Regions from separate parts of the Homo sapiens genome. Here all the other regions are linked to region 2. The links are chromatin loops, found by intact Hi-C in ENCODE. Cell type or tissue: mammary epithelial cell. All regions are shown on one strand.

The links. Hi-C counts contacts between places; a loop is a spot of excess contacts. Peaks named below come from ENCODE experiments on the same cell type or tissue, not always from the same donor. Only the 100,000 strongest peaks of a DNase experiment are listed, where the experiment ranks them.
Region 1: it touches region 2 in a loop (11-fold over the local background); 11 of 110 quality-filtered maps call a loop at or near these places.
Region 3: it touches region 2 in a loop (5-fold over the local background); 6 of 110 quality-filtered maps call a loop at or near these places.
Region 4: a loop joins it to region 2, with 10 times the contacts of the local background. A loop is called at or near these places in 7 of 110 quality-filtered maps.
Region 5: a loop joins it to region 2, with 13 times the contacts of the local background. A loop is called at or near these places in 21 of 110 quality-filtered maps.
Region 6: it touches region 2 in a loop (4-fold over the local background); 4 of 110 quality-filtered maps call a loop at or near these places.
Region 7: a loop joins it to region 2, with 16 times the contacts of the local background. A loop is called at or near these places in 5 of 110 quality-filtered maps.

What each region holds. Positions count from the first base shown.
Region 1 is chr12:46,932,477-46,936,476 of GRCh38, reverse strand. No RefSeq gene overlaps it. Among named protein-coding and RNA genes, the nearest start is that of SLC38A4, 110 kb to the right of the region's middle. In mammary epithelial cell, a CTCF peak has its summit at 2,302 (motif pointing right); no DNase peak of the experiment used is centred here.
Region 2 is chr12:46,070,705-46,074,704 of GRCh38, reverse strand. No RefSeq gene overlaps it. Among named protein-coding and RNA genes, the nearest start is that of SCAF11, 82 kb to the right of the region's middle. RefSeq lists enhancers at 2,218-2,267, 3,059-3,278, 2,464-3,663. In mammary epithelial cell, CTCF peaks have their summits at 2,398 (motif pointing left) and 3,182 (motif pointing left); DNase peaks (open chromatin) are centred at 2,394 and 3,174; H3K27ac peaks cover 254 bases.
Region 3 is chr12:46,676,121-46,680,120 of GRCh38, reverse strand. No RefSeq gene overlaps it. Among named protein-coding and RNA genes, the nearest start is that of SLC38A4, 150 kb to the left of the region's middle. In mammary epithelial cell, a CTCF peak has its summit at 2,143 (motif pointing right); DNase peaks (open chromatin) are centred at 1,480, 2,160 and 3,120; H3K27ac peaks cover 3,124 bases.
Region 4 is chr12:46,122,796-46,126,795 of GRCh38, reverse strand. No RefSeq gene overlaps it. Among named protein-coding and RNA genes, the nearest start is that of SCAF11, 130 kb to the right of the region's middle. In mammary epithelial cell, a CTCF peak has its summit at 1,507 (motif pointing left); a DNase peak (open chromatin) is centred at 1,475.
Region 5 is chr12:47,019,189-47,023,188 of GRCh38, reverse strand. No RefSeq gene overlaps it. Among named protein-coding and RNA genes, the nearest start is that of PCED1B, 58 kb to the left of the region's middle. In mammary epithelial cell, a CTCF peak has its summit at 1,780 (motif pointing right); DNase peaks (open chromatin) are centred at 668 and 1,708; H3K27ac peaks cover 1,207 bases.
Region 6 is chr12:46,185,653-46,189,652 of GRCh38, reverse strand. SLC38A1 (solute carrier family 38 member 1) reads left to right here. Exons shown (of 17, transcript NM_030674.4): 17 at 582-4,000. The coding sequence ends at 683. Among named protein-coding and RNA genes, the nearest start is that of SLC38A1, 81 kb to the left of the region's middle. In mammary epithelial cell, no CTCF peak of the experiment used is centred here; a DNase peak (open chromatin) is centred at 2,392.
Region 7 is chr12:46,355,616-46,359,615 of GRCh38, reverse strand. It overlaps SLC38A2 (solute carrier family 38 member 2), which reads left to right. Exons shown (of 16, transcript NM_018976.5): 16 at 1-1,428. Among named protein-coding and RNA genes, the nearest start is that of SLC38A2, 15 kb to the left of the region's middle. In mammary epithelial cell, no CTCF peak of the experiment used is centred here; a DNase peak (open chromatin) is centred at 1,945; H3K27ac peaks cover 1,325 bases.

The sequences.
Region 1 (4,000 bases), 860 kb before region 2:
TAGAGGGGCTGGAGAAGGAGACAGTGTTGAGGTGTTTGCATATATTCTTTCTAATGTCAATTGACTTCACTCCTCTTCCCTTTCCTACTCCTCACCAGGAAAGAGACCACTATAATGGTCAAATAATTCTGTGTTCCCTTTCTGCACACACTCAACAAAAATGCACACTGCCCTGTTGAGATCTCTCTTCACTGCAAGGCCTAGAGGAGACCATGCTTAATAAGCCGGGAGTCAGGGCCCTGCCCGAGCTGTCATAAAACAAGATGAAAGCCTAGGATACTTTAAATAAGAGGAATGTGGGGGGCACAAAACAGACTGAAATACTAAAGGAAAGCAATAGAAAAACAAAAGAAAACAAACAAAAACAGAACTGAGACAACAAAAGTTGAAAAAATATGTTTTTTTTACAAATCACAGTTGTATTAAAAATATCTTCCCTAGAGAAATTTTGGGGAATATTAATATCTTTTACATAAGGAGTTTCTATCAGCCAATCAATATTTTCTAAACCTAACACTTCTTAATTTACAATTAAATGACAAAGACAAGCCAGTGATTTGGGATGCTTCTTTTATAACAAAATAGAGTATGATTGGTAACTTGTTACATTTAATGATAATGATAGCTTATATTAATTGAGAACTTGCGAAGTGCCAGGAATAGCATTAAATACTTAACATATGTTAACTTATTATCCCATTTTAGAGATGAAAAAACTGTGTCACTGAGACTGAAGTAAATTACCCAAAGACTCATCCTGTGGATGATTGGTAGAGCAGGGCTTTGAACCCAGGCACTCTGATGCCAGCATGCATGTTTTTAACCCTGTACTGCCCTGGCTTCCATGTGGAACAGCGTCACTGGAGTGGAAAGAGCTGATCAACTCACTATGCACAATCTTCAGTAATGTTCTGTAGAGTTTTTTTTTTCAATGAACATAAACTGGTCTTCTATGAAAAAGATCTTTACAAAGATTTACAGCACATTGCTGGTTCCAAAATGCCAGCTTAATAAAGGCAGTTGTGCAGAAGTGCTTTGATGATATCTGTATGAATAAAAGAAGTATTTTTATGATTTGACTCCAAAGAACACAAATCCTTTAAGCTTGTTTAGATCTTCCATGAAGAATGTTGACTTCTACCAATAATCTTTTAAAAAACGAATTCCATTTTAAATATTCAAATAACTTACTCTAAAAATATAAGAACTAAAAAAGTAGTTTTTTTAAAAAATGAACCTACTGGAGTTGTCTTGAAAACAAATGAACAACAGGACAAAAATATAGAAGGTTTCTTTGTGTTCTTCACGTTGAGGCAGACTCCTTCATAGTTCTTAGCAACAAGCATAATGTTCTTAAGAAGTGTGTATCTATCAGATAAGAAAGTATAAAACTAAGGGCAATAATGCAAGAGCAAGACCAGAAGACACCATAGAGCCGTCGGCTTGTATGTTCTGTGGGGGTTGATTATCCACATCAAAGCTTCCAAGTCTTCTGGTTCCTCCTCTTAGGACTGTGTGATCTTGTGCTAGGTTGACAACAATGATGAACAAACATCAGGTCTGACATTGCCAGTCTCGATTTTTACAGAAGTCCCGTCCTGACAATTGCAACACACTCCTGCTTCCCTTTGTACATAGGTAGGATAATGCATTTCTATTTGACTGGAATGTATATTCTCAGTCTCTTCTCACCAGCCTAGGTATTAGCTACTCGGCGGACACATAAGTAACTGTGAGGTGGAATGTGAGATCTCACACAATGCGCACCTTTTAAAATAGTCATGGTGACAAAATTCAATAACAATTTTCTAGGTTGGGGTGGAAAATATTTTCAGAGAAGAATAACGACAGCTAAAACAAAAGGTAGACAGCCGATTTATAATCTAGAGCAATGCACCAGGGCAGGAGAAACACCAGGGTCAGGGAAGTGTTCTGTTCTCCTTTCTCTTTCCCTCTCCTAAAGACAACACTGAAACTCAGTAGCCACATCTATCTTTTCTTTAAAGCACCAGGGTCAGAAACAATATAGGAGAAACAGAGTAGGAGGTTTGTTAAGAGACGACAGAGTCTTTGGAAGGCTCCTGGAAAATAGGAAATACTTCTTGACATTAATTGATCTTTTTCCAAAATCTTCATTATATTTACCTCAAAAGTGCTATATGGTTCTCTTGCACCTGTTTTCAAGATAATAGAGCTTTGGGCAATGATCTCCTAGTCAGTCACCCCATATCGACAACTATTGCTGCACAACTCCCAACTCCTTAGGAAAGGGCTGTGCATGGTAAAGTCATTCACACCCAAATTCTAACAGTAGATGTCAGCACTAGCCTTGCTCATTTAGTTTCACATATGTTTTAGGGAATCAGAATTCAAACTGTTATTTGTTCAATGGCAACATCTTAAGGACAGGAAATATCTAAAATATTATTTTGAAAGAAAATAGATAATTATATGCTTGCCATAAAAATTGAAATTTTCTCTTGGGAATGAAGAATTTGGAGAGGCTGCCCACATTTATGTAGACATGTTGAAATGTAAATTGAAAACCAAGCCTACTTTTAGATAGTTTTTATTCCTCATCAAACTCCCAGACGAATCTATTTGTTATAACATTCCTGAAGAAAGTAACAGATAGTGCTTGAAGTTAAAGAGGGAAAATTCTTATCTTATCGTATAAAATTTACATCTGAAGGCTTGACAGAGTTAGCTTTAATTATGCTTTTTTAAAAACAGACTTTACAGAGCCCGGGTGTGGTGGCTCACCCCTGTAATCCCAGCACTTTGGGAGGCAGAGGCAGGCGGATTCCTTGAGGTCAGGAGTTTGAGACCAGCCTGGCCAAGATGGTGAAAGCTCACCTCTACTAAAAAATACAAAAATTAACTGGGTGTGTTGGCGTGGGCCTGTAGTCCCAGCTACTAGGGAGGCTAAGGCAGAAGAATCGTTTGAACTCTGGAGGCAGAGCTTGCAGTGAGCTGAGATCATGCCACTGCACTCCAGCCTGGGAGACAGAGGGAGACACTGTCTCAAAAAATAAAATAAAATAAAAATAGACTTTATTTTTTAAAGCAGTTTTAGGTTGACAGCAAAGTTGGGCAGAGGTACAGAGATTTCCCATGTACCCCTTGCCCTCCCACACATACAGTCTCCCCAGCTATCAACATCCCCCACCAGGGTGGTACATTTGTTACAATTGATGACCTGTATTGAAGCATCATTATCTCTCAAAGCCCATAGTTATATTAGTCTTAGCTCTTGGCGTTGTACATTTTATGAGTTTTGATAAATATGTGATACGTACTCCCCATTGTAGCATCATAGAGAGTAGTTTTACTGCCTTAAAAATCCTCTGTGCTCTGCATATTCATCCCTCCTGTCCCCCTAACTCTTGGCAACCACTGAACCTTTTTGAATGTCTCCATATTTTTGTCTTTTTGAGGATGTCATATAATTGGAATTATACAATACATAGCTTTTTCATTGACTTACTTCATTTACTAATATGCATTTAAGTTTCCTCCCTATCTTTCCATGGCTTGATGGCACGTTTCTTTTTTTGTTCTAAAAAAAATTTCATTGTCTAAATGAACCACAGTTTCCTTATCCATTCACTTACTGAAGGACATCTTGGTTGCTTCCAAGTCTGGAAATTACAAATAAAGCAGCTATAAACATCTGTGATTCAGGTTTTTGTGTGGACACAAGTCGTCAGCACATTTGGGTAAATATCAAGGAGTATGATTGTTGGATTGTACGTTAAGAGTCTCTTTAGTCTTACAAGAAACTGACAAGCCATCTTCCAAAGTGGCTGTACCATTTTGCATTCCATCAGCAATGAATGAGACTTTTTGTTGCTTCATATTCTTGCCAGCACTTTGTATTGTCAGTGTTCTGGGTCTCTGGCCATTCTAACAGATGCTTATTGCCATCTCATTGTTTTAATTTGAATTTCCCTAATGACATGATGTGGAATATCTTTTTATGTCCTTATTTTCCATCAGA
Region 2 (4,000 bases):
TTCTAAACTTTTCTATATGCTAGATTAAAAATGCACATATTACAGAGAAGGCTCATTTTCTGCTCTTGAAAGAAAATGAAATATTTTGGTAGATTTCTCTTACCACTAATCTTGTTTCACTGATAACTGTTAATACCATTTATTATTATGTGCCATATGCCAGTTTACTCAATTTACAAGCATTATTTTATCTAATCTTCAAAGGGGAAAATTTTCTCTGCACTTAACAGATGATCAGTTGAAATCCAGTGAAGGTAGGTAACTTCCTCAAGGCCACACAGCAGCGCATTGATGAAGCCACCCTTTAATTCTTATGGGTAAAGGACATGTAGGGAGAGAAGGGCTTCTGACCACAAGAGAGACAAGGGGAGGTGGAGTTCATATTATGTTGGTAGAATGAGTAGAGTATGAGGCAAATAGGAAGCTCAAGGAGGCGAGAGAAAGGAAAATCTCCTTAGTGGACTGAAGGAGAGCTAGCAGGGAAGGACAAAGGAAGGAGTAACATTGTTATAAAGGTCATTAGTTCATTAATGTAAAAATCCCTCTTGGTGTTATTTAATACTTTCATCTTGTTTCAAAATTCATCTGATTTTAATGCAACAATTATACTGAATGGGCTGAGCTTAGTAGAATACAATTATAAAACACATTTATACTATGTCACCACTCCTCAGTGAACTTGCTCCATCAAACAGACCATTCCTTGCCCTTGGGTGAAATCTTGGACAAGTCTCACAGTTCTTTAGATCACTTGTAGGTAACACATAAACTGTCTTTTTGTTTTTGACATTTAGAGACCCAATCCAGTGTGATAATGAGAACTCCAAACTCCATCTTACTTAGTTTTTTCCTTCTGCAGGCTTGGGTCAGCTCTAGTCATGAAAGTCTGCAATAGGTCATAGAGACGTGGTCAACTTCTCCCTCATTTGCTCACTTTCTTGCTTCAGGGCTAGGTCTGTAGAAAAGGGACTTGGTATTGTCTACTGGTAGTATCGCGATCTAGATGTTCCAAGCTGACTCTTCAATGCTGTGGGTTTCTCAGAGATACCCACAGTGGAAATGTCCCACTGTTGATCCCTTGATATCAGCTGGCTGCTTTCGACACTTCCTTCAGTCCTGGGCTCCAATGAGGTGGGGGCCATCATCCTTCCCACGAGTCCTTTAGGACTAGTGTTTTTCTCAAACAGCTGAAAAATTATACAGTGTATTCCTGTTGTTAGTGGTTTCCCTTATTATTTTAACATTCATATTTTTAAGATCAGCTCTAACAATGTCTAGCATGAGTCAGAATCTGTATCCACTAAACAATCTTAAGAATCATAACAACATTTTACTGCCCTCTGCACTCAACCAATTCACCCATGTTGACTTAAATTTTCTTGGATTTTAATTACTGATTGTAATTAACCTTTTACAATTTATGCTAGTTTCCAGGGTACAAGACCAATTTTTTTTTGAGGCGGAGTCTCTCTCTGTCACCAGGCTGGAGTGCAGTGGTGTGATCTCCACTCACTACAGCCTCTGCCTCCTGGGTTCAAGCGATTCTCCTGCCTCAGCCTCCCGAGTAGCTGGGGTTGCAGGTGCGCACCACCACACCCAGCCAATTTTTGTATTTTTAGTAGGGCTGGGGTTTCGCCATGTTGGCCAGGATGATCTCGATCTTCTGACCTCATGATCCACCCACCTCAGCCTCCCAAAGTTCTAGGATTACAGGCGTGAGCCACCGCACCCGGAACAAGACCAATTTTATAATTTTGTTTTCCTAAACAAATGACCATCTTCCTCTGGATTCCACATACTTTCTTTACTTTGAAGAATTCCTAAAAGCAGATTGGGGTGGTTATCATTGGGAGAAGCAGACAGCACAGTGGGCAAGACCTCTGTGGCTAAGCTCACTGCTCTTCACTGCGGGCTGAGAAGGAGCATTTTTTTTACCTTCCTTTGTTTTCTGACCTGCTGTCATCTGAACATGGTCTTGGCTACTGTTCAAGCCCCTACACCCTACCCCACTTCTTATTCTTTATTTTACTCTCCAGCACTTCCTGTTATTTATTTAATGATTTTAATGTAGAATTCATGGAGGTAGGGAGTTTATTTGTGTGTTTCACTGCAGTCATAAAGCACTTCTCACTCCTAGCCCGGATCCATGAGTTACCTGCCTCAGTCATTGCCCTTAGATAAAGTAAGAAGTTACTTGGTCCATTGTGCCTTAAGGCTCTGGATACTTTGAGATCCTGCTTGTCCCCCTCCACATGGTCAGGCAGAACAGTACTTCCTTATGGTCTATTGCCACCCTGTCTATTGCTTTCACTTCTTAGCTGCCAGTAATTCTCCAGGCGGTTGGAGGAGATGGTGCCTTTTTGGGCTCCCCAATCTCGGGCTCTGGCATCCTCTAGTGGCCATTGACAGCCATGCAACTTCAGCACTGAGTTCCGGGCCTTTGCCTCCTGGCTTCCTCCCAGGTCTCATTGGTAACAATCCAACTGCAGGAGAAAAGATAAAATTGAAAAGGCGAACTCAGCACACTCTCTTCCCATCACCTCCAACATTGTCCCTTCCCCTGCTAGCACTCCTGAAGAAATTCTCAGGCAACTTGGAGACACGCCAATCTTCCTGATTTAGAAGTGTTTGTATCTGGTTTTCAGGCAAGGCACAGAGGGCTGTCTTCTAGGTCTGGAATTTACGGAGGAAGCTGAAGGTGAATAGTGCCTCCCTTTAGCAGTGGACAGACAGGAAACCTCTCTGGCTCCATAGAAGCATTAAGCTGCAGGTTCAGAGTCCCTATCAAATGACACGACTACCAACACTATCTGAAGACTTGCCAGGGAATGTGTGTGTCAGTGACCTTTATCTGCAGGTCAGGTGCCTCCACCTAATACTAAAAGGAGACTATTTAGCTGTGAGGTTTTAGTTCCCAGAAGGACTCCAGTGGGACTTAGTGGGAGGAGGAGGTCATGCATGTTGTTAATAGCTTGGACTTGCCTTTTCTCCAAAGGGCCCCATCTGCTCCTTGCCCAGTGCTCCAGCCACAGGGAATGGTATTCCACCTTCTCGTGGCCGTGGGGTTAGTCGGGGGAACTTCTTCTAAGTAGGTAATTAGAGACTCAGATGCTGGGCAGATCTGCACCTCACATGACAAAGGATGCCATCACGGGAAGAGGAGGGCCTGCTCTTGCCACCCTGTGGCAAGTCAGGGCAAGTCAACAGCAAGTCAAAAGCTCATGACCAGTGATCTCCTAGAACAGAGAGTGGCAAAGTGTGGCCTGTGGGTCAAACCCAGCCTGCCTCCCATTTTTGTATGGTCCGTGAGCTAAGACTGCTATTTACAATTTTAAGTCATTGAAGAAAATCAAAAGAAGAATAAAACTTCATGATGCATGAAAATTATATGAAATTGAAATGTCCAAGTCCATAAATAAGGTTTTACTGGGACACAGCCAAACTGATTTGTTTATACATTGTCTACAGATGCTTTAGTATCACAGTGTCAGAACTGAATAGCTGCAGCGGAGACCACAGGATCTACAAAACCCAAAAGATTTTCTCTCTGGCCCTTGATAGAAAAAATTTGCTAACCTTTTCCCTGTAAGACGCGTGCCCTTGAATTCATCACAGACTTTGAGGGGACCTGATTGGATGAAGTAAAGAATTCATTCTGGAGCCTCATAGAGAATGAGTTTACATTGTGAAGGCCCTAACTGAAGATCTTGTATTTAATCCATTAGTCCTTGGGGAGCCTTCAAAGTTGGTGCCAAGATAAAAGCAGCACATTCTAGAGAATGGCATCAATGGGTGGGAAGAACTGAATGAGAGGAGAATTCTAAGGTAGGGATACCAGTGGTGAGGCATAAGTGTTGAGAGCTTAAAGAGTGTCCAGGAAGAGGAAGAACTGGTTAGTGGTAGAATGCTGGGACAATGGCAGAGGGGAGCAGACAGGCTGTGATCAAAGAAGTAGAGAAAAGGAAGCTGAAGCCATACACAGAATGTAGTCATGAGACAC
Region 3 (4,000 bases), 610 kb before region 2:
AGCCAGAGATCAGGCTTCTTTTAATCCTTTTCATCCTCTTTAACTTCAAGCTATTTCTTGTATACCATCCTGTGTGTGTGTGTACACCTGACCCATTCCTACTCATTATTTTTATATTAGTATAAGAACATCAGTAGATCAGTTACCCATCAACCCAAGCTGAATATGTCATCAATTAAAAATAGTTACTGGCCATTCTCATATTTCACACTTTTAGCATTCTTTTAACAGGTACCTAGATGTCTATTTAAATCCAAATAGTCAAACAATAATAACAAGATTGTTTTCACAGGACATTGACGTTTGATATAACACACTTGAAGGAATTCTGATCGTTTAATTAAATTGATACTCTCTTGTAACAGGAAATCGACACAACCCCTTTGGAAAACTGTTGGCATTATTAACCACTTTGCAAAACTGTTGGCATTATTTACTAAAGCTGAAAATACACAGGATTTCCACTCTTGAATAATACCTATATATGTGTGCATATATACACACACTACACTACAAAGAGACGTGCAAAAGATTGTTCATTGTGGAATTATCTGTAACAAAATAAAACGGAAACAACTCAATTCTCTATCACCTGGAAAATGGAGAAATAAAATTATGTATATTCGTATAATAAAGTCTTTTATAGCAATAAGAATGAATGAACCAAGCTACATACAACAAGAATACAGCTCATAACCTAATGTTAAGCAAAAAATGTCAGACACAAAGGAATGCATACTGAATGATTCCATTTATATAAATGCCACAAAGAAGCAATCTATTCTATATATTAATCTGTGATGACATACTAATGGCAGTGGCAGTAGAGGAACAATGATAGTGCCTGAGAGGAAGCAAAGGGGGCTCCTTGGATGTTTCATGATGTTGTCTTTCTTGACTGGGTTGTGGTTTAATGGATGTTTACCTTGAGATAACTGGTTCAGCTGTACATTCATGTAATATGCACTCTTTCTTCAATAAAAAGTTTTAAAAGAAGTAATGATACATAACCAATATTTCTGATGCACGGAGGAGGTATTATGTGGAAAAGCACCAACAACTCTTGGTTAAAAAGTGACTTGGAAGAGTTAGACTCTGAATGTGAAGTTTTAGGAATATCTTAAGCAATTTATTTTGCTTATATGTTTCTTTTTATTATGCATAAGGAGGATATATGATAAAATTCTCTGTATAAGTAAGCCTTAGAGATCTCCTTTAATAAGTATCAATTTAAAATTCTAAGTGATATGGAAGTATAGTGACAGGTTTTTTTCTTAGTGGTACATAAAATAATGGTACATTTTACTATCTATGGTTTCTTAGATTCGATGGTATATAATATAAAAGTTATTGTTTATAAATTTAATTTATCCAACAAAAGGATTCAGAAGGCAGTGAAATCAGGAAGTTGGCATACTCATAAAGAAATGTTGAAGCACTGGCCATGTAAATGCGAAGCTGAGTCAATGTAAGCAACAGTAGTACTAAGCTCAGCAAGTCTTAACTTGTACAGTGATTACGCAGAGTAACAGTTAAGCATAAAATCCAAGTAAAGAAAGAAGGAATTTAGAAGATGGATTAAATGAGAGCTGTATATCTGCTGTGGTTTTTAAAATTTCTGGTTAGCCCAGGGAAATTATTCAGCTTAGGTCCACCAACTTGGGCTAACTGCAATTACAGTTATGAGAATGAACCAAATATCTGCATCTTCCTAACTCCCACTTTTACTTTGTTTCTAAGTTGCCTGTGTACTTGTGTTATCTCCCCCACTAGACCATGACACCCTAAGGACAGGAATAGTCATATTTCTCTTGCATCCTCTATAGCATCCAGGTAGTGCTGAAAATATAATAGACAATTAGTAATCCCCCAAAAAAACACCTCTGCATTATAATGTCTCAGTTCAAGTATGATCCAAGCAGTTTTTGTCAAAGACATCAAGAGGAACCTCAAGCGCTCTGAATGCTAATTCATCTTCACTGACTGTAAGCACCAGAATTAACCTATCTTCCCAGTTTATACACATGTCTGGTGTTAAGACGCAGTTGTAATTCATGTTTCATAGACTCAACTGCTAATGTAGAAGTTTCAGGCTCCTACAAAATCCCCACCACCCTACAAATATTTCTGGGGATCCTCCAGTAGATGGCTCACCTATACTTAGTAACAAATCCACTCCTGGTGTCTGCTACTGCCACTCTCTCCTGTCTTTTCTACCAGTGCATCTTCCAGCCAACACCATGCTCCATGGGTACTTCTCTCTCCCACCAGAGAGGAGATAGCTGCACTTTACAGTGTTTTCTTGGAAAAGAGGTGGGTAATCGCCTTGCCTCCTTTGGGGTCATAATCTGTTAAAGAACTATTCAGGCCAAGCTGCCACTGCACTAATGTCTTAAATTTAGAGAAATAGCCCTTCCAGTCTTTACTTTGTTCTCTCCTCACAACAGTATTGAAGTATTCATGTTGTGGGGGCTGGGCTTGGAGATAAATCGCAGCAATACACTCAGTGAGATCACAAAAACTGCCTCTCCCTTTGGTCTCAATAGAGCCTCTGGAAAAAGGCCCCTTTGGAATGTGGTAACAAAACCTTTCTTTGGGTCACCAAACTGTCACCTAAATTTGTTGTATGAATATCCTTAAATATACAGCTGATTGGGGCACTAGACTTTAAACCAGCAATTATTGACTTGGATATTGTGTTTAATGTATAAAAACAACTGCCTTTTGTTTCTATAGATTTCAAGTCCTGGCAGGTTCCTCGGGCCAGGGTGGCCCAGCCTACAAATGCCTGGCTCCTGAACAGAGGGGACCCAATGGCTATTTTCCAGGACAGATGGAAGTATCAGGACTGGGCAGCTACTGTTGCTCTTGCTGAGTCGCTAGAGGCGACATCATCTAATTTGCTTGGTTTTCGCTTGTACCCTCTCACTCAATGCTTTCTGTGTAAAAGCCCACTCATTGTACCTTCTTCTAGTTTCTCATCTTAAATCAAAAAGTTAGTCCTTATTCAGACCAATCTACCATTTGTGACTGGATCTATCTTCTTTGCCTCTCTCCCAGGAACCTCCTCAGCCTCCTAGAAACAGGCTTCTGCAAGCCATTACAAAGCTTGGCAGGCACGCCCAGGCGTGACTAGAGTTTAGGAGTGGGCAGAGTTCATACTACAGCTATTATGATCCCATCTTCAGTTAGTTAGGATGTGGCCGAAGAGCTTGCACTGGTTATTTCCACTAGTTGACTCTTACCAACAATTAAATTTCAGAAACACCCTTCTAAGATATCATTTTGTATTAGAACTACATTAAAAAGTCAAAGGTGTCACAAGTGTCAGGAGTATTATGAAGAAGGCAGTTTATCTCATAATCTAAGGATTATCTGTCATAAGACAAGTTTCTATCTCATTTTTGGCAATGCTGAAACTATTCCTTTTCCTGATTCCTTTTCAGGTAAAGACATTCATTCATTTCTGCTGAGGGCAATATTTCATGAAGACTTGTAATGAATAAAACAGTGGCATTTGTGTGGTTTTGAAATTGCTCATACTTATACAGATATTTACTTTGTGAACTAAATATGGATTTTGAATAGAGGCATGTAGTGACTTAGATGAATGTAGACTCCGGGTTGAAATAATGAAAAGCTTGGAGGAATGATTGAAGCAGTGTTCACTGAGCTGTGCATGTGAAGCTACATGCACCATCCTTACATTTAATATTGTTTAGTGTTCTGGAATGATAGTCGATCATGATGTATTTCAGTGGGTTAGAGTATTAATTATACAAACATGCCTACCAAAGCCATTAAGTCAAGAAATTAAGAAAGAACTAGGTATGGCAAATATACAAGGAGGGCTGTTCTGAAATATTGCCCTGAGAGACTAGAATTTCTTTCTTTCTTTTTTTTTTTTTTCTTTTGAGAGAGGGTCTCACTCTGTGCCTGGACTGGAGTGCAGTGACGGCATCTCAGCTCACTGCAGCCCTGACTTTCCGAGTTTATGTGA
Region 4 (4,000 bases), 52 kb before region 2:
AAAGTCATTGTTCTAAATAAATAAAAATTGTTATCTATTGGTTGCTAAGAAAAAACAAGGAGCTTGCCTGTACCACACAAGGGACTGGGCTCTGAATGTCGAAGTCCACCCTGGAGGGTCTGGTTAAAGTTCTGGTTGTAGAATTCTGTGCCTTAACTTCTGCTTTGGTAAATGTGCTGCCAAGAGGTTATGTCCCGTGGTGTGTCTTGTTGATTCTTTAAGTGGGAGGCTGATGCCTGATCTAGCCTCCTGCCAAACTGGACTAACTGCCCTTTCATAAGGACAGTTCCTTTTTGTGTTCCTGGTGTTCCAATCACCTAGAGTGCCCTCATTCTCCCTGACCCCTCAATTATATCTTTCTTCTAAAGCCATGTCAGGACCATGTCTTCCATGTACCTTTTTCTAACCTGTATACATGATTTCCCTCTTTGAAATCCCATAGCACATTTTTACAGCTGTCTTATGGCCATTCAATCATGTAACAAGTGTTTATTGAACATACGCCTTATATTTGTTTGTATATATGCCTTACTCTCTCTGCCTTAGAACAATTACCTGAGGGCAGGAAGTATGTCATGCTCATTTGGTATTTCTACAGCACCCAGCATAATACCTTTTAAAGAACAACAGTCAAAAAATGTTTGTTGCATAATTAAAGAAATGAACAATAAGTATTTGTTGGATTGAACTGATTACTTGTTTTTGCACATTTTCGGAAGCTTAGAAGCCTTTTTGTGTTGAAAGCTAAGCGGTTCACATGCCTTCAGAATTATTCTGAGTTTGTCTAAAGTGCAAACATTTCCCCTTTCTCTCAAAACACTGGCATGGATAAAAATCCTTGGAAAGGTACAAGGTCAAAATGGCTGAATAATAGAGTAGTGATTTTTATTTCTGCTTCATTCTGAGGAGGTGCGGTAATACTGAAAGCTGACATAACAAAGACAATTTCTCCCTAGTCCTCTGATCCCTAATGTTCAATATCGGCTCAGAGACAGCTTTCCAAAATGAGTTCACATTACTCAGAGTTTTCGTCTTTTAATGGGGCTGTTTAATCACAAAAAGCTACATTCGACCTATATTACTGAAAATCTAAATAAAGCTAATATGGTACATATAATGGCATATTGACGATGAGATAATGTGTATGGAATTTAAAATAAAGGCACTACAAATACAAAATAGTGTGTAGAATTAAAGCAACATCTTTGAGATAGTGAGGATTAGATATGGAAACTGTTCCTCTGTAATCTAGTTAGAGCTGTCTTTCCAAAACAGGGTGTGTTGAAAAGCCTCTCTCTCTCTCCCTCTTTCTCCTCTCCTCCCCTCCCCTCTTCTCCCCTCCCCTCCCCTCCCCTCCTCTCCTCTCCTCTCTCTCCTCTCCTCTCTCTCTCTCTCTCTCTCTCTCTCTCGCTCTCTCGCTCTCTCGCTCGCTCTCTCTCGCTCTCTCTTCTCTCCTTTCCCCTGAACCCATGAAGAGTGAGCAAAGAGTAATGTGCTGCCATCTACTGACGGCTGCATTAAAGAGCAGCTCAGGACACATTAAACAATTTTTTAAAATAAAACTGTTGAAAACCTCAGAATACGTGTTTAGCTCAACTTATTTTAAACGTAGTGATTGGCACCTACAAGATTCTTAACTTTCTGGGGGATAATCATCGTGAAAATTGGTGTAATTGAAGAAGAAAATCAATGGATATGTGTAAATAACCATACAAATTTAAAGATTAGAAAGTTTAACTTCAGGCTTCAGTGGAGGACCGAACAGCTGACTCATTCCATTAAAAAAAAAAGGAACAAGAGAACACAAGCACTTCCATACTAAGGTAAGCTAGTGCTTCTGTCAGTCCAATGTTACGCACAGTGAACACTGTAAACTGAGGAGGTCAGGGATCTGATATTTTATATTCGGCAATGTATTTCTAGTGTTGTATGCCATCCCTACCACATCGTAGGTACTCTATAAATACTACTTGAATTAATAATCAAGTAGGGATTCTTTCTATTTCTTTTCAGTTTTGTGTGTTTGAGCTCCAAGGAGTGCACCAGAATCCTAGCATCTCAAGAGTCAGTACACATGACCCCGTGGTTCGTATTTTGTTTTGTTTTGACATTTCTGGTGAAAGATTAACTTGAGTCTGAATCACTAAGATAACTCCTCAATATTCCAGTTCAGTCAACATTATTTGTCAATTAAGTTTTTTGTACATTGTAAATTGAAGTGTAAAACTTGACTCTGCCCTGAAATTAACTTTCAATGTGTCACTCAGAGACAAAATCAAGAAAAAAAGTTGGAGACGATCCTGTGCCTAATTAGAAGGATTAGAAAGGGCTTTGAAAACAATTAGCTTAGACTTTCTAACTAAAGCAAAGTTATTTAGTTTAGGGAGGCCCTTTCCTTTTTTTAGTCCTTTAAAACTAGACTCATATAGCCAAAGTTTATCCTCCAATAATCATCTGTTTACACTGGCAGAAGCCCCAACAGATTATGGCCTGGATGGTCTGTAACCCATCTACTCTGCTCAGGGGCCCTCAGCTCTAAACTGTGTATAGATTAAGATCTGCATAGACATGGGGCACAGAATTTGATACCTGGAGCCGCGGCAGTTTTTCTGGGAACTTTGTATCCAACCATCCAATTTAATGCACTTCAAAATGTATGGGTAAGAAAACAGCTCCTGCCTCAGAAGAGAAGGGCATTTAACAAGGGGCAAAAGATGAAGTGAACAAATTATTATGTTATTTGATTCAAAGGAGGAGGAGGCCACATCTGTTGGAGGGACCGTAACCAATGTTATGAAGTAGATAGAATTGGAATGGGTCTTTAAAGATAAGTAGAATTTTACACTTTGGGTTTTAGGCGGGGAAAAAATCATAAATGACATTTAGAAGACATTTTTGAACATTATATGTATAGATTTGGCTACTATGAGCCTAATCTTCACCTCCAAAAAGTGGCAACTAAATTGGAATGGCAACATCATGTGCTGGCTCTGAAATCAGGTGCCTGGGTTGAGTTACATTTTTGTTGTGTGTTGGGCAAGTTATTTAGTAGCCCGGGTCCTCAATTACCTTTTCTGTACAGTGAGAACAATAGAAAGGCCTATCTCATAGGTTGTTTTGAGGACTAAATGAAAGAATTCATGTGCTTTGGTCAGTGCCTGGAATATAGTAAATGCTCAATAAATATTATCTATTAAATTTGGTGAGTTTGTACTTAGTTTACTAAACAATGGGGAGCTATTCAAGGTTTCTGAGTAGAAAAGCTATATGTCTGAAGCTGAAACTCAGAGTAATCCATTTGTCAATGAGGCTTATGATGAATTAAAGAAAGTTGAAGGGGATGCAATTAAGGATACCAAGTAGGGGGATTATACAACTGTCCAGGGGAGAAGTAATGAGGGTCACAATTATAGGTAAAGTGGTAAAAGAGAAAAAGGAGGAGGAGGAGGAGAAAAGAAGGGATAATTCTGAAAAACTTCGAGATAAATAATTGATAGGTATGCCGGTGAAGTGAAAGGGGTAGGGAGGAGTCAAAGGCAACTCTAAGCTTTTAAACCTGGGTCCTAGAAAATCTTTAGTGAGGAACAGGAGATATGCGAAAAAACTGATTCAGGGGAAAGTTATCCAGGTGGAGATCCCAACAGATAGTCATAACTTTAAATATGGACCTCAGAAGACAAGTCAAACCTAGATTAAGTGAAGCCTTGGGTAGAGATGAAATCATGGAAGATGTGAAGGTTGCCCAGGTCAAACCATCTAACTCAAAATTTCTTCTTCTTTCCACCTATGGATATTACATGAGTTCATATGCGTTGGTGGAAAGAGAAAGGGGCTTGTATATTTTAAAAAGTGAGGCTCACCTCCTGATTTCCCCATCTAGCCAAGTGTCACTTTAGGAATCAGCTGCCTTGTCTGAAAAATAGAAATAGTGCTAATCTGTTCCTTGCAGAGTTATTCTGAGTATCAAATGAAGTCCCAGTCTCTTTATGGCTAGTTCAAC
Region 5 (4,000 bases), 950 kb before region 2:
TTTATATATTATATGATCACAGCATTAAAATTTATTCTTGAAGTCTCAGTCTTTACACTTTAATCTTTACGTGGCACAGTGGTCTGTTTACAACTTTTAAAAAAGATTGAGAGGGCCTTAAAGTAACATCACTGATCTAGCACGTTGGCCTAATAGATTGTTGGGAGAAGATAATGATATAAGATAAGGTATGTTATAATATAAAAATTTCTGAATAAAGAGCCTAATGCTAGCCATTTTAAGGAAAGCAGAAGGAGTAAATATACTCTTCTGCAGTGGTGATGGCATCATTTAAAAACTCTCACAAGTTATTTACCTACCTTGACATTGCAGGATCATGTTATCCAAGTGATTTGTAGTCTTGCCTCTGGAATAATGGCAGATCAACCAGTATAAAACCCTGGGTAATATACTAGTCTGAGTTAACTGTTTATACTTCGCTTTCCTGTTGATTTACCTATGGCAAATAAGACAATGCATGTCAGTTCTGCTCTTGGCTAGACTTTGTAGAGTAGTAGGTACAATGCATGTTTTCCTGACATGGTTATAAAGTATTTTTTGTCACATTTATAAGCACGGCTTCAAAATTGGACACACTTAGGTTTTATCCAGAAGCTGCCCTTTACTGTCAATGTGGCTTAAAATAAGTTATTCAATGACTCAGCCTGGTTTCTTCCTTTATAAAATGAAACTTTATCAGGTTGTGTGAGGACTAAGTAAGAAAAGTATGTAAAGTATTTAAATCACGTGGCACATACTAAGAACTCAATTAAATGGAGGTGGTTTTTGTTTCTGTTTTCCTGTGTTTGCTTTAAAGAAAATTTTTCTGAAATGATTGCATTAGTGATAACTGCTCCTTTAATAATAATAAATAAAATAGATGTTTAAAAATAATAACAGAATAATAACTGTTATTTCCAAGGGCAAACAAACAATAACTAATTCTTACACTTCTTTTCAATACTATCTGTATATGTTTGGAGAATATGATTTTACTTTTTTGTCCTTCTGTCTTCAACAGCAAAACCATTCAGTCCCTCATTACTTGCCTATGAAAAATGATGTAACGATTAAAGGAATCTCTTGTTTGACTTTGAGATGATTATAAAACAAGGCATTTGAAGGCAATTCTATAACTAAAAGATAAAATCATTATCATTATCTCTCAATCTTTAATATTGGAATAAAGCAATATATAAGATCATGCGATTATGGTTATAATACTACAAAGAATCAACTAAAATGGTGGATATGCTGCCACTCACACTATGCATGATAGGTTTGATCCTTTATAAATACAAAACCACTTTTAGTTTTAAATCCAAGCAACCAGAAAGCTCAAACATACATTTTTGTATACTACACAATGAGAATTAGTATTCAAAGCCTAGACCTATAAGATCCTAAAGTACCATCTGAATAACAAGAGTAAAATTAAATCTAATTTAAATTTAGGGTCAAATGCATTTTATTGTATTCTGGTTCTTGGTATATGGTTAATGCACATATGGTTTGTGCATCATGATACAGCGAGCTAACAAATATATTTAATTGTTCTTGTAATAGCTTCATTTCTTAATTATATTGGCTAAGTAAGAACTTACAAACGATCCTCTACACATCATCAGATGACTCAACATTTGGCCATTGGCTTTATACAACTGTGTCATCCCTGCATTGTATCAAAGAAGGAATCTCACTGGACTTTCCATATGTCACTTAAAGCCTCTTCTACCTCAACAAAGAATGGAAAATATCACAACATCAGCCACTAGATGGCACACTAATAGCAGTGATATTCTAGCATCAGGCTGACAACATTTTTGACATCTATGGAAAGCTAGAACAATAGATTATATGGGTATACATTCTATTACTGAGTGAATATCAGCATAAAAAACTTTACTGTAAATGTGTATTTCTATATAGCAAGTTTTTTTTCCATTGACTTCCGTTATAAAATCAAAGGTGTGTTTCTCTGGGTAATGAAAGATGATGTGGGAGTTGAAGAAAGTTATCACATAGGGAAAGCAACAAGTCTCTTCTATTAACATATTTAAAGGAAAATTCTATTTCAACATTTTAATAAAGGTCTTGAAATGTCAAGAGTTGAATGTTGTGTAGTTAAGATTAATTTCATGTTTTGCACAACATCATGCAAGTCTAGAGAAATAAATGACATTTTAACTGCCCCAAATACCTGGGCTGAAAAATCACCCAGAGGTAATTCCCTTGAGTTTCTCTGAAATGAATCCTAACCCTCACAGAATGCTGATGGGTTTTAGAAATAAATAGTCTGGGCCAAAAGAAAGGAGGAGAACCAGACACAGCAGAGACAGCAATTAAAGGAGAACAGCAAAGGAACAAACACAGCAGCAGATTCTGCAAGCCCATAGAAGCAATTGAAGGAAGGAGAAAGCACATTGATTGAAAAGGGTACTTGGAAGGGGTAAGAGAATGCTGTGAAAAGAGTTCTTAGTGATGCAATGATTCGTTTTTAAAGTTATGAATTTCCACATAAGGAAGATATGCCTGAATAAAAACCAGATTCATTTCGTAATGAAACAAAAATTACTTTGTGGCTACAGTGTCTGTTTTAAACATCATTATTTATCAAATAACTCTTCTTCAAGGTCGGATTCACAGCTGTCTCTCAAATAGAAAACATTCATAATGATAGAGTCATGAGTCTCCTGTTATCTGGCTGTCTTTCCTTACCTAACCGTTCTCATCTGCCACGAAGCTCCAATTCATATTCTAGCCAGGCAAGCCTGCCCACTGCTCTCTGTCTTTGCTTCATCTCCTATACCCTTGTGCTTTGCTGTGGTAAAGATAGCTAATGTCCTTTCCATAGTGTAGCGTTGTTGCTGAGAAGCTCTGCCCAGCCAGGGCCCTCATTTTCCAGTCCTACCCTCCCTTGCATCCAGGTGGGACTAGTTCTTGCCGGTGGAATATGAGCTGAGATGATGTGTACCATGTCTTGGCCAAGTGGTTAAGAAGTGGTGGCACATACCCTGTGCTTTCTCTTTTCCCATCTGCCCACTGGATGTTGACACACAGGATGATCATGGAAGCCACATGTGGAAGGTGATGGAGACTTCCAGCCTACGGCTCTGCGTGAAGCTATGAAGCAGTCTTCCTTCATCCACACAGCCGACCTTCCACTCCTGCCACCAAGCAGGAACATCTGTTTTGGATTTTATGTGAGTGAGAAATAAGCTTCTATTGTGCTACATTATTATTATTATTATTATTATTATTATTATTATTATTATTATTATTTTACTGTAAATAGCCTTACTTTAATTTATTTGCAAAAGCTATTTTCCTACTTGGAATGCCTTTTTAATTATAGGAGAGACACAGACATTTCATTGAGTGCTATTATGAGGTAGGGACATCATAATGGTAACATCTTCACAGTGATTTATACATGGTATCGTTGTCTTATCCTTCCAATCCCAAGAGCTAGTTATTATTATCTTAGTGGTACAGCCTTGATGTATTCTAGTGGGTAATTCTGTTTTAAGTGTAGTTAGTTTCTGAATTTGAACATTTTACATTAGAAGGTCCAGCTGAAGACTTAATTCACTATCAGGAATGGGGTTGAGTATGCCAAAAATTGATAGGGAAAATATGGGAGATAGCCATATGGCAGTCTAAAATATTTAAGTCTGATAGTAGCATAGACACAGGCTTTGGGTTACATAAGGAGATCATAGAGAAAGATTAAATTGATAAACAGGGTAGGCTCCAGATCAAGAGTCATATTGAATGTCAAGCTTAGAAAGTTGAACTTTAGTTCATAAGCTGGGTGTGTGCATGCATGCATGCACATGTGTGCGTGTGTGTGTGATTAAATCTTTTGTGCAGTTAAGTGACATGAACCATTGCTTTAAGATCTGCTTGACAACAATATTATATATAACCAATTTACAAATTAACTTTTAGAAAATGTTTTCCATTATTATTATTAGGTTGGTGCAAAGATAATTGTGGT
Region 6 (4,000 bases), 110 kb before region 2:
TTCAAGATGAGATTTGGGTAGGGACACAGCCAAACCATATCATCATCTGTCCACCTATGGCCTTCATCAGCCCTTCAGGTAACTTAGTTTTTGACACCTGTTTCCTATTTCACTTAATCAAATCTATTTTGCTTTTGTATGTTTTTTTTCCACTTTTTCAAACAGAAATGTTTGCTTGCCAGTGATAAGCTAAGTTGGTAGGTAATGAATAACAAAATGACCTGGATATTTTCTAAGGCCTTTATTCCCCCTTGGTTGTAATCTTAGTTTGAGAGAAGCCATAAGGATACCCAGTTATTTGTAGAATGGATACATACACTTGAGGTGACCATGAAGTCAAAGAATGGGACATAGAGGACTACTCTGCTTAGCTAGTTTTTTTTTTTTCCTATTTTCCCATCCTTGCAGAATCAGATTCATAAAATTTTAGAAAGATTCTCACAGTTCAGCCATGGTTGTGACAAACTCTGAATACCAGAGGACACAAAGGGAGAGGAAAAACTGTTCTATTTTTTTTCCCCAGGTACATGTGGAAAAATTTTGCTGCACTGAAAATAACCCTTGCCTTTCTCTTGCTCCAGGCTGCCCTTTTCTTGGGCCTGGGGGTGTTGTTCTCCTTGGTCAGCATTCCCTTGGTCATCTATGACTGGGCCTGCTCATCGAGTAGTGACGAAGGCCACTGAAACCCGCCGAGAAAAAGAAACATCCCTGTTGTCTGCTCAGTCAAGTCCCCACACATCAGCAATCTCTCACCACTTCTTTTGCAAGTTTACAGAAGCAAACAGAAATGTACAGGATACTTAAAATGGAATAACTTTTTGGTTGCAAAACAGAGACATGGTTCTATAATGCTTCATGTCCCTCCAAGATTTGAGATCAATTTAGGGATTGTGAAATTTTTTTTTCAAATTTCATACAATCATATTTCCCAGTACTTTTCACAATCATTTTTTACCCATCTAACTCTATGTTTTGTGGCTTCCCGGTCTCTTAGAACTTTGAAAACATGATATACAATAATGTTTATTTATTATACATCCAGATTCTGAAATAATTTTCCTACTGATGTTCAGCTCACACTATCTGTACCTTTTTAGAAGAGAAAAGAATCTTGAATTGTATATATTTATTTTGCTTTACAGAAAAAAATGGTTTCGTAAATAATTTGCCTATTTTGGTTAACATAGCACATGGAGATAATCATCTGAAAGTTATAGGGCACTGCCACTGCTGAATCAGAGCATGCCCAATATTTGAGGTGGCTCTGATTTCCTGGCAGCTGAACTCGGGTAGTCCAGTGGCCTAGCTGGTACCACATCTATTCCCATCCAGAGACATTCTCTGGCAAGTGTTCTCAGCTGAAAAGTGGTTGGGGATGATTCTTACCTTGGTAATTAAATGAAGCTACACATTTGGGTAATCTAGCAAATGAAGTATTTTTTCCCTCTTGGCAACTTGTGTCAGAGTTACTCTGGTCTGAGTCAACTTTCGCTGGGGAAAACCTATGGAACCTACTGCAAAAAGATTGTCCAAAATGCCTAAGAAAATACTCCTCTGATGCATTTAGCCTTCAACCCTACCTGTCTTGCTGAAGGGAGAAAAATGTTTTAGTACATTATAGGCCCAGCAGCTTTTATTCATGTCCACCAGCTAGTTGCACAGAGAATCATGTGTACCTAACTAAGGATGATCTAGGATAAGTAACTCCTGTTTTATATTGAGTATTTTAGGGAAGTCTTTAAAAGACTTGTTTTATATCTATAAATCTAGGTTATTACAAATACAAGAATTTTGTACCTTAAATAAGCCTCATTTCTATTTCTTCTTCATTAATTCTCCATCTAGTCTTGTGAAAAAAAAAAAAAAAAAACCCTCAGAGATAGTCTTTGTGAAGAGCTTCTGACAGAATCACTGAGTACCTTCCTTCCCCCAGATGAGGAAGACAAGGGGGTCTCAGTGTCTGTGCTGTCTCCTCTTCTCTTCCCCAACCAAGGACTGTGCCATTACTGCCCGTCTCAACTGTCCATGCAGGAGGACAGAGTTGCCTGGTACTCTTACCCTTGTCCCTCTCCTAAAGGGAGCACAAGGAAACTGAAGAGACTGAAAAAGAAGAGAGTTTGTAGCTGAAAAAGAATAGGGATAGCAAGGAAACCCAGAACTGCATTCCCCTAAGTGGGGCCATCCCATGTGATTGAATTGTCCATAGCTTGCCTATGGTGAGAAATGTGCATGCTCCGTGAGCTGGTCTCTTGAAACAGGACTTATGCTTCCTCTATATTCTGGTTAAATTTTCCAAACACATAAGTTCACTGAGCACAGATTTCTTATCCAGAGACAAGTAGAATCTAACCGCAGACTGTTGGCAGAGTTTCCAGGCACTTAGCCATGTTCCCTTCCTGACTCAAATCCCCAAAGGCCTTCACTCTCACTGAGAATCACACTACTGTCCCATAGATAAGGCAGGCATTGAAGCACCTGTCGTGATCCTCTAGGGGGGAGAATGAAAGGTTATTTCCTGCATTGCATCATCATAGCTTTTAATATAATGCTACAGAATCATATCCACATTAGGTTAGAGTTCAGATATTTGGATATGAATACCTAACCTAGCCATATCCATGGCCATCTCTGTTCTTTTCAGCAATGTTTTCCATATTATATTAGCAATGACAGAAACAGAACAAGCCAAGATCCAGTCAGTTCTTGGGAGCTTGTCTAGAGCACCAAGTAATGAAATAGCCAGGTAGTGGGATGACTGTACCTTTAAAAATACATAATTTAGTTTGCAAGCTATATTATGCTACTTTCTATTTTCCTTGTTACTTTATAGCAATTCATTTTACCCTCACAAAGTCAATTTAGAACCTTATCATTAACTGGGATGTGTAGTGATATTTTTGGGCCTCTGGGTTTCATGTGTCAATACAAGGAATATTTATTTAAAATAGATTTATTTAGAGGAGGCACAGTGTTGTTGATCTGTGTGACACCACCCATATTTTTAAAAACCTTTGTATGTTTCTCTAAATTTGTTGTTGACTGAATATAATAGACCCTACCATAATTCGTCAAATATCACTGATTAGTTACATCCTTTGTGTGAGATTAGCTGTAAAGTATACTGCTCTTATTCTTATTCAGAATAGTTAATTGGTAGCCAAAAATACATGTATCACAGATGTTAGGTCGAATTTAAACAGCACAGTCAAGTGCTATGGAAGTTTTTCTGCTAAATTAGTAGATTAAAGAATACTATACCCTAGGCATGGGGAGCAGCACGTTTTCCTTTGGTAGGTAGGATCTCTATACTAGTGAACAGTGCCAGTTCCACACTTTGGACTTAGAACTGTTCTCTAGTTATTGTAACACAGAATACTGTCAATCCCTAATTTACTTAATGTTACTTATTGGAAGTGGGGCTGATGAAATACGCACAGGAGGGAAATCTACTGTGTTTAGGCACAGGCAGCCCCAGTGTATAAGGAGATCATATTCCAAAAGGTTGTCAGTTGGTTGTTTGCAACCTGGAATGTATTTTCCTTTAGAGACCAGGTTATCCATGGTGGTTAGGCCCCTAGAGCAGCTGGAAAAGATGATCAAACCAATAGGTTAGCTGACATCGAATAATGTAATAGGTTTGCTAAAGAATCTAACCATCAAATATAATATTGTTTCCAGGGAGGGTGTTTGTTCAGAGTTGCCTGTTAGTAGAATCTGGACTGTCCATCCCAGCCACATCCCACCTACTGGACAGTAGGGGTAGAGATGCCACCAGACTACAGGTGACCAGATTGGCCTGAAACATGGTGTCCAGTAAAAACGGGGAGGAATAAGTCCATGACTGCTGGAGAGCTTGGTGGTAGGAGGAGGGTGAAGGAGGGTGAGGGGGCCTCTCATGGGTCAGAAACCTCCAGGGACATCCCTCAGCTGGTAACTCTGCTGTTGTCCGGAGGGTTCAGGCTTGGTGTGCCTTCTTCTGTTTGTCTGACTTTTGGCTCCT
Region 7 (4,000 bases), 280 kb before region 2:
CATAATGTCTAAAATCTAATATACATAATTCCATTAAGTGGTTGAAGGAAGCAAATAATGGAATTGTCAATTGGTCATCTGGCTGTAAGGTTTGCCCTTGAACTAAAAATGTTGTTTGGGGCAAGGGCCAGAAATGTGGAGACATGGTTTTTGTTACGCATTCTTGTATTATATGTGACTAAATTTACAAACAAGATACATGTGTAATTAAAGACCCTTATGGAACTGGAAGACGTCTTGTAGTGCTACATTGGGTGAAACCGTTGGTCCATTTTTGTCTGTTTCTATGAAGATAAAATAATTGGGGGCCATCTAGAAATAGAAAGGCAGTGGGAAGACAGATTCTACGGCACTGCTTTCATTTAATTGGGCTTTAGGCACTCCATTCGAATGCAGAACCTCACCTCTAGTTGAGACCAAGAATTGGCAAATTTGCATGAGCTCCTGGAAAGAGTTGCTGACTTTGTATCTAAGACCTGCCAGGGAATACCAAGAGTTGTTTCTACAGACTTTTTTTTTTTTTTTTGTATGGGAGAAGATACTGTGGCAACCAGGAAGGAATGGAAAAAAAATTCTTTTCTCTACAGCAAATTAATGTGAGGAAGCTCCTCCAATCCTCTGGCTATTTAAGGTTCAAAATCAAGTGCCTAGGGAAAATTCCAATGGATGATTTTCTGGGAGCTATCTTGTCTACCTTGAGGTTCCTGAACAATGAATTCCCATTAATGAGCAGTCTTCAGTATTAAAACCACTGTCTTGTCACCTCATTTTGCATTACTGTCTTCCGTGGATGTTTCAGTTACAACTGTAATGTTATTTATAGAACAACATTAATCCATTAAAGCTAACCTATTTTTCAATATTTATGATAATCTATGTACATATATTGTCTGTCCATATGTATTTGTAAATAGGTTGTATATAATGTCAGGTTTGGGTCTTGGGTTCAAGTGTATATATTCCTGTAAGTTTCTTAACTGCATTTTGATGAATTCACATTATGTAACTATAAGAATTGTCCCAAAAGTACCTGTACAGAAAATTGAATATTGAAAAATTGACAAATTGTGTACAAACACTAAAAAAAACTTGTTTAAATTGTATTTGCAATAAACAACATCAAATTTTTTCATGAAATCTTGGTACAAATTCAGATCTCTTATTTAAAATTTAAATAAGGAATACATTTTCAAAATGCAGTAATCAAAATGTGATCTAGTGTAATGAAATAAAATGTGATCTAGTGTAATGGAAGACCTTTGAGAACCTGGGTGTATTAACTTTGTGTATATAGTGTAAATATCCCCACTGTACTGTTAGAGGCCAACAATTCTAGTATGGCTTGTTGGCAAAGAGTGCTACACCGTTTCAATGAAACAATGTATGTTTGTTTTAACTGAACTAAAATAAATACATGCTTAATCCTGAGTAGCAGTGTTTTTTGTTTTGTTTTGTTTTGTTTTTTTCAGGTAATGGGATAGGCAGTGTCTAATGCAAATTGCATTGTAACTGCAGTACCTAGCACCTAGTAGGTGTCCATATGTTTGTGATGAATGGTCAGGAAAAAAAGTTTAGGTTCCCAGAGATTCTAAGTTTCCAAAGTGAGAAGGAATGGAAAGTCTTGGAGAGTTGGGGGAAGATGCTAAAATGCATCATAAGAGCCCAGGCTCAGCCCTGCTGATGGAAATAAATAGGTCAATAATGTATCAGAATCAACTGGAGAGCCTTTTAAAACCACAGCTTTCTGAAACGTGCCTAGTTTGTCTGATTGCAAAGGTCCAGCTGTAGGGTAGCCCAGGATCTGGTTTTTTACTTAAGAAGGCCACTCGGGTGATAATGATGCACAAACTCCAGGAGCAATCAAGTGGCCTGGAAAGAAGTTGGGATATGTTCAGTTTGGTGAAAAAGTCACAGGAAAAGAGGAATTAATGGACAAGCTGGTGCGTGTAACAGCATGGTTTTACTTGAGCAACAGTGGAAGTGGGAAGGTTACTAAGATACACAGGCTAGTTTAGGTATGGCCTACTGATAAGTCCGAAAAGCTTGAGGCTTGTGAAATGAAATAACCAGAGCTGAAACAGAAAAGACCACACCTTGGGATAGTCAAGTATGCCTGATGGTAGTTCCAAAGTCAGGAAACGTCTCCAAGAAACTTAATATGCAGTTACTAATGATGGTCAAATGAGAAGGATTAGGAAAGGCAGCAGAATTTGCAACAAATCAATTGAAGAATGACTTGTGGAATTTTCAAGTATTCATAGGCAAGCTCTAACTGAACACCTACCATATGCAACTAACATGCTCATTGGAAAGAGGGTAGGGTTATGTGTCAGACGAGTTCTAACAAAATCCATACACTTTCAAATGTGCTATTTTTTAGAAAAAAATGATACCAGCTGGTCGTGGTGACATACCTGTAGTCCTAGCTACTCCAGAGGCTTAGGCAATAGCAGTACTTGAGCCCAGGAGCTTGAGACTAATCTGGACAGCATAGTGAAACCCTTTGTCTCAAATAAATAAAATACAAAAAATTACCAAAGTGAACCAGAATGCAAATTTATTTATCTACAATTAGAAATATACTGGGTGAAGCCAGGCGTGGTGGCTCATGCCTCTAATCCCAGCACTTTAGGAGGCCAAGGAGGGTGGATTGCTGAAGCCCAGGAGTTCAAGATCAGCCTGGGCAACATGGTGAAACCCCATCTCTACAAAAAAATACAAAAATCAGCCAGGTGGTGTGCACCTGTAGTCCCTGCCACTTGGAAGCCCAGGGAGGTCAAGGCTGCAGTGAGCCGTGATCATGCCACTGCACTCTAGCCTGGGTGACAGAGTGAGACCCTGTTAAAAAAAAAAAAAAAAAAAATTGGGAGTGAAGGAAGGCAGGAAGGGAGTGAGAAAGGAAAGAAATTGGGTTGACATGTCCACTGAATATAAAAATACGGTACTCTAACCAGGGAGCTAGCTATTCCAGAGAGATTTCCATTAAGCTTAAGGAATATTCTAGGAACATTTCTAAATAAAGAACCAGAGCTGTTTGTCTTGACGTAGAAATTTAGAAATACACCTGGACATTTGGCTTAGTCAAATTTCTGATAACAAAAAAATCCGTTTAAATTAGTTTAAGCAAGAATGGCAGATGGAGAGAACTCCTTAAAAGATTGGGATGCCTCAGAGAATTAAAAGATAAACAGCTTCCAAAAATCAAAAACTGTCTTTGTTTTAGAGACCTCAATGACAGAAATGTGTGAAATTTCACTATAGAACTATGCAACTAGATTCTGAGCTTCTTGTTTTCAGTTCAATTTCTCAATACAAATCGGCCAGTAATGGGTCAAGATTCCACCCTAATCTCAAATGTAGTTTGGTGGGCAGGGTAACACAGTACAAATAGCTGCCAGGACCTACCCATATGGTGGGCAGAATAGTTTTCAGAGGAGAGGTACAATGGTCATGCACTAGAAATAGGCTAGAAAACTGGGACCAACTGTCCTGTTTTAACACTGAAAGTCCTGCATCCTGGAAACCACAGTCCCAGGCAAACTGGGAATGGTTGGTAACCCTAGCTAAGAAGGCAACCCCCAAAATGTTTAATGAAACAGTCCAGAGATATTGATACATTTATTTTCTTTGGATTTCTTTTCTCTAGGCTTCCATGCAGGACACTAACCTTCTTTTATGACTTTGCCCCAATTCAATGGTTGATTGCTTCCTCAAATCACATTTTTTCTGACTTCCCCACCACAACAGCTATAAGCTTCATAGGAACAGACATCTATCTTTTAATCAATTTATCCCCAACACAGCCGAGCGCGGTAGCTCATGCCTCTAATCCCAGCACTTTGGGAGGCTGAGGTGGGCAGATCAAGAGGTTAGGAGATTGAGACCATCCTGGCTAACACAGTGAAACCCCCTCTCTACTAAAAATACAAAAAATTAGCCGGGCGTGGTGGCGGGCACCTGTAGTCCTAGCTACTCGGGAGGCTGAGGCAAGAGAATGGCA